2 separate regions of the Homo sapiens genome follow, and region 1 is linked to region 2. The links are chromatin loops, found by intact Hi-C in ENCODE. Cell type or tissue: GM12878. All regions are shown on one strand. Links, peaks and the distances in the headings refer to the core of each region. The heading gives the core; the rest is flanking DNA.

Region 1 (2,816 bases), core at 98-2,597, 71 kb before region 2:
CACTATTAACGATAACTCCCTGCCTCTTATTGCTAGAGTTTCCTTTGCACAATTCTATTAAATATGACATGGTAACCTGACCCACAAGTAATTACACTTCCAAGAATTTTCCTCACACAGTTGGGAAAAGCTAAATTGGTACGTAAGTTCTGAAAACACTGATTGACTTCTCCTCTCTGAGACAATGCAGCCCACCCTCTTGGATAAATCCTGAGAAAGATTAAAGAGTGGTAAGAGATGTCTGCCCTTCAACACTTAAGAAATTATATCTTGCTGTGGCTGTTTTTTTATCTTGTGTATGTATATGAGTAAGCTTAGCAAAGTCCTTCCTGCTAAAATTGTGGATTGCGTTTTATCAGAAGTCATTTGAGATTTCATGTATGAGGCCAATCTTTGAAATTTTCATGCTGAAAATGTTTCCAATGAGGAACTGCAACTCCTCTGCATTCCCTCATTTCATTTTATTTTATTTTATTTTATTTTATTTTAATTCAGCTTGTATTCCAAGCTAGTGGCAAAGTTTTAAAAATTGGCAGCAGGCCCTCACCCCTGAACTCATGAGAGAGCCACCAGTCCCCATTGACCTCGTGCCTCCACCTCCCTTGCCCAGGCAACTCTTTCACATCTTCTCATTGCCTTCTTTGGAATCAGGTTTCCAGGAATTGTTGGGCCAGATGGAGAAATCAACTGGGAACTTCATGCCTCATTGACAGGAGAGGAGAGGTGGGGAAATCCTCCCAACTGAAATGTTAACTCATTCCCTGTTGTGGTTACTTAGGATTGTCATCAGGAAAATTTCAACTGCCTAGTGAGGAAGTGGGATGTTTTTTGGTTTTCACATTTGTGCAATACAATTTAAGAAGAAATAAACAGAGAAAGCTGGTGTGTGTGTGTGTGTCTGTGTGTTCAGCACAGAAACAATAGATCATCTGAAGTATATGGGTATGAAGTGAGAAGGTGAGCAAAGGGATGAAACATCACAGCCTGCTGATCACCTTGATCTTGGACCTTTTCTATATTGCTTTCCTTCAACAGTCAGTGTCCAACAGTTAGAGCCCAGACTGAAGCCGGAAGTCACACAGTGACATTGGAGGGGGATGATGGGGTGTCGGGGGAGGATTCACCCGATGAATTTACGGGGAACAGTGCTTAGGTACATATGGAAAACTGCACTCGGTTGCCACTGCCAGTCTAGGAAATGAAGAGTTGCTCTGTACTGGGGTCTGACAGAACCCAGCCTTTCCGTTTGCCTTCAGATGATATGTGTGCACACGTGCAGATAGAAACTTGAATTGGGCAGAAGTGAGAGGTGACCAAAGTCCCGCTGACTTCTATTTATTCAAAGTGGGAAGAAAAAGAGGTAGCTCTTATTATGCAGGGAACTCCCTGAGCTAAAATTATTTGTTCTCAGCCTTCTACGTGCCCTGGGACATGCAGCGGAGTGACGACCAGTCTAGACACCTCCAGGCTGCAAGGCCACAGGGCAGGCACACCCATAGTGAAATAATGAGCATGTGAACCCACGTGAGGAAGAGTGTAAACCCACGGGAACCCAGTGCTCTCCCTCCTGATGCCAAACCCTCCATCCCACCCCCTCCATCACATCTTCCCTTCTCCAGAATCTCAGCAATTATCCCATTTAAATAAAAATTAAGATTTTGACTACATGTCTTTTCTTCATCTTCATCAGAAAATTAAACAGAGACTAACAAAAAAAAAGGGGTGTGGGGTGAATTTTTGTAAATTCTGTTGTCTAGAGACCCTGACTACTCTGAAGTTGGATCCTTGGACCAGCAACTTCAATGCTACCCAGGAGCTTGTTACAATGTGGCTTTTCAGACTCCACCCCTACCTACTCAATTAGAATCTGCACTTTAACAAGTTCCCAGGTGATTCCTATGCACTGTAACATTGAAGAAGCAGTGGTCTAGTAGCTTCTCTCACTAAATCTTTATCACAAGGGCTAATAACTAGCAAACCTAAGCGCCAGTTACTTTTTGTTTTCATCTTTTAATCTCAGAGGTCCTAATGGTTGGCAGTGTAGCCATATAAAGAACGGTAAAAGAGGCCGGCCTGTAATCCTCCTAGCATTTCGGGAGGCCGAGGTGGGTGGATCACTTGAGGTCAAGAGTTTGAGACCAGCCTGGCCAACAGGGTGAAACCCCGTCTCTACTAAAAATACAAAAATTAGCTGGGCATGGTGGCACACGCCTGTAATCCCAAGTACTCGGGAGGCTGAGGCAAGAGAATCGCTTGAACCCAGGAGGCGGAGATTGCAGTAAGCCCAGACTGTGCCACTGCACTCCAGCCTGGGCAATAGAGTGCGACTCCATCTCAAAAAAAATATGTGAAAGAGAAGTTAAACATCTCTTAGTTCCTGGCTATTCTAAGTGTGGTCCTCAGACAGTAGCATCAACATCACCTGGGAGCTTGTCGAAAGGTAGGATCTGAGATCCCACCCTAAATCTACTGAATCAGAATCTGCATTTTAACAAGATTCTTCCCCAGGTGATGTGGGTGCACATTAAATTGTGTAAAGTGCTGGTCTAGAACACGAGGTCATACATCATATTTAATTTTACTAAGATTGCTTTTTTTTTTTTCGTTTGTATACATCCTCTCCTAGAAAGTTAGATCTAGCCAGATGCAGTAAGGACAGTTACATAATTTCAACTTATTTTTCCTGCTTATTTAGTCCATCTCTCATAGCTGGTGAGATGAAAGGAGTGATGAAAGTATTGACTAATTAAACAGATAGTTGCTGCTACTCTGTTTGCTGTGGGTAGATAGAATTGTCATCCTAACCAAAGTCATCA
Region 2 (2,816 bases), core at 5-2,504:
CAAGAAAGGGGCCAGGCACCAGGGGTATATGCCAGATTTCCCACTGATGGTTGAGCTCCAGGCCCTATAAGCCTACAAAGGCTGGCTCAAGGAGGCCAGCTGTGAACACTCATGGCCCTGCAGTCTACCCTATGCCAACTCTAATGCTGGCAGGTTTTCACCTCACCTGCATTATTTTCTGCCTTTGCTGTATTTTGAAAGACAAACAGAAGATTATCTAACAAATACTGAAGTAGTCATTGGGATTACAGGGATCCACATGGTCAAAGGAGGTGAGGGGCGAACAATGAAGCTGTGTGTCCCAGGAGCTGTCAGTGTGCACATGGCTGGTCTATAGCATGAGAAAGGTAGGAGGAGGGCAGTGGATGTCAGTTTATGAAGGATAAAGGTTGTCAAAGTATTCCAATTAGGGGGCCGTCACCTACTAGCCTTCTGCTTTAAGAAGACCAGCCTGGCCAGGCGTAATGGTTCATGCCTGTAATCCCAGCACTTTGGAAGGCCAAGGCAGGTGGATCACCTGAGGTCAGGAGTTTGAGACCAGCCTGGCCAACATGGTGAAACCCTGTCTCTACTAAAAATACAAAAAATTAGCGGGTGTGATGGTGGATGCCTGTAATCCCAGCTATCTGGAAAGCTGAGGCAGGAGAATCACTTGAACCTGGGAGGCAGATGTTGCAGTGAGCCGAGATAGAGCCACTGCACTCTAGCCTGGGCAACAAGAGTGAAACTCCGTCTCAATTTAGAAAAAAGAGAAGACCAGGCTGACTACAACCCCAGGGACAGTCAGTGGCTTACACAGATCTTCTGGAACCTGATGTTATACAATTTGAGGAGCCCTTCTTAAGCAAAAAAATTCAAAACCAAGAATATATAATTAGGTATAAAACTGAACAGTTATTTAGAATGAGAAGATAAACCTCAAAAAAAATAGAACTTTAGAATGATGATAAATACCACAACCATAGGTTAAAACATGAGAATTCCAATAAATCTCTTTTGCAGAATTCTCATCAAGGAGGAAAGGAAAATGTATGAGGCCTGTATAATTGTATACACAGCATGGCGTGCTATATTCCTGAAAGGAGACAACTTCTGTTTTGACTAGCTGTCATTGAAAACAAAGTCCTCTGCTTACGATTTTACATATCTGACTTTGGAAGAATTTTCCAGAGACCAGCTTCCTGCTTTGTATATTTCAAACTTTGCTTCTCCTTGATTCTGCATAAACGTCTGGTGTCAGATGCTGCAGGACAAATTCATATCACCAGATGACGTTTGACCCTCCACTTCCTGTCACGAGGCTGGGTGCGTCAGTGCAGGGGGCCGTAGGAGTATTCCTAGAAGCCGTTCCTACACCAGGATGACTAGTAATAACTTAACTGCATTCAGAAACAACTACCAACCACAAAAATATCCCCTACTGAACCCAAACTAAATATATTCGCAACTCAACTTCCTTTTAGCTGGGGCCCCAAAGTGCTGGTGACGACGCTGACACCCTAACAGTAGGTGCACAGAGGGGAAGTCGAAACAGAAAGGGGAAGCAGTCTTAACCAATTATGGCTAAATATAGCTCACTTTTAATACATTTTACAAAAATATATGACCATGTGAACACATTGCAAGGTCTTCCCCCAGCTCTTGTAAGGGACCGTGCAAGTGAGGCCCTGAGCTGAAGTTTATTAGTTTATTAGCTAACAGGTAGATCTTTCTCTGAGGACTCACAGATCTATCTGGTGGTCTGACTGCAGCTGAGGACCCCAATCTGGAGTAATAGTAAATAGCTGTAGAAGCCAAGGATCAGAGGCGAGGCAATGCCATTGTAGTGGAAGGGATACATTCGAATGGTAATTAGCAGGTGGAACCAAGATGATTACAGTTTGGAAGAGGACAGAGTTAAAAATGTGGCACCATCTAGTCTGGCACTTGCCCCTCTTAATTTATCCAAAACATTGAACAACACTTAATAACTTGTGCCAGGCATAGTGCTTGCTGCCAAGCAGAGGGGAGGGTGTGTGACCTGGGCTGTGAACTCATACTGGCCGGCTCGCTGTAGCGTCCCCTGCCAGCCTCAGCTCCAGAGGATGTCTGTTTCTCCTCTACTCAGTCAGCAAGGGATCTTTCTCTTTGTTCTTACGAATGAGGCCACCCATTAAGATGTGTCTAGATACTTTGGCTCCCAGGTCACACCCAACTATTGCCTCTTTTTGATCCAATATATACTTTTTCCGTAAACTGGTCAAAACCCATACTTACACAGAGATGGAAAGAGGAGTATAATTTCAAATTGCAAGGGGAAGCTGGATATAACTCAGTTTTTAAATCTCGAATGTATATATTTTTGGCCTGATTTCCCACTCTGAACCCCCAAATCAGTAAAATCACAAGGTGAATGCAAACAGGAAAGAGAAAGGAGAAAACATGTCTGCCAGCCCATAGATATGACCCTGGGGCCCTGGGGGAAAAGAGAAAGCAGGCACTTTCCCATCATTACGGCTGCACCACCGCAGTAATGATGCCCTGAGAACATGAAAGCCAGCAGTAGGGGAAACCCCACCAAACATTTGAGATCCGCAGTCTAGGGATTACTCCCCGCCAGGCACTCGATCTTTGCACAAATCTTACAGCTAACGTGCTCCTTTCACAGGAAGCCTTTACTGCTTCTCAAATAATCCCGAAAGGAGAGTTGCTGGATGTCCCATAATGAATAAAACTGCTGATAGGAATGGAAAAAGTTTATGAAGGATTTGTAAACCCAAAATACCATATGTGGAGTCAGAACGTTTTATTTATACCTTTGCCTGATACTTTGCCCG

What was found. Hi-C counts contacts between places; a loop is a spot of excess contacts. Peaks named below come from ENCODE experiments on the same cell type or tissue, not always from the same donor. Only the 100,000 strongest peaks of a DNase experiment are listed, where the experiment ranks them.
Region 1: a loop joins it to region 2, with 2.3 times the contacts of the local background. A loop is called at or near these places in 3 of 110 quality-filtered maps.

The regions. Positions count from the first base shown.
Region 1 is chr7:41,809,000-41,811,815 of GRCh38, forward strand. No RefSeq gene overlaps it. Among named protein-coding and RNA genes, the nearest start is that of INHBA, 110 kb to the left of the region's middle. In GM12878, for the core only: no CTCF peak of the experiment used is centred there; a DNase peak (open chromatin) is centred at 1,372; H3K27ac peaks cover 1,055 bases.
Region 2 is chr7:41,880,437-41,883,252 of GRCh38, forward strand. No RefSeq gene overlaps it. Among named protein-coding and RNA genes, the nearest start is that of INHBA, 180 kb to the left of the region's middle. RefSeq lists an enhancer at 1,003-1,552. In GM12878, for the core only: no CTCF peak of the experiment used is centred there; a DNase peak (open chromatin) is centred at 1,445; H3K4me3 peaks cover 811 bases; H3K27ac peaks cover 1,871 bases.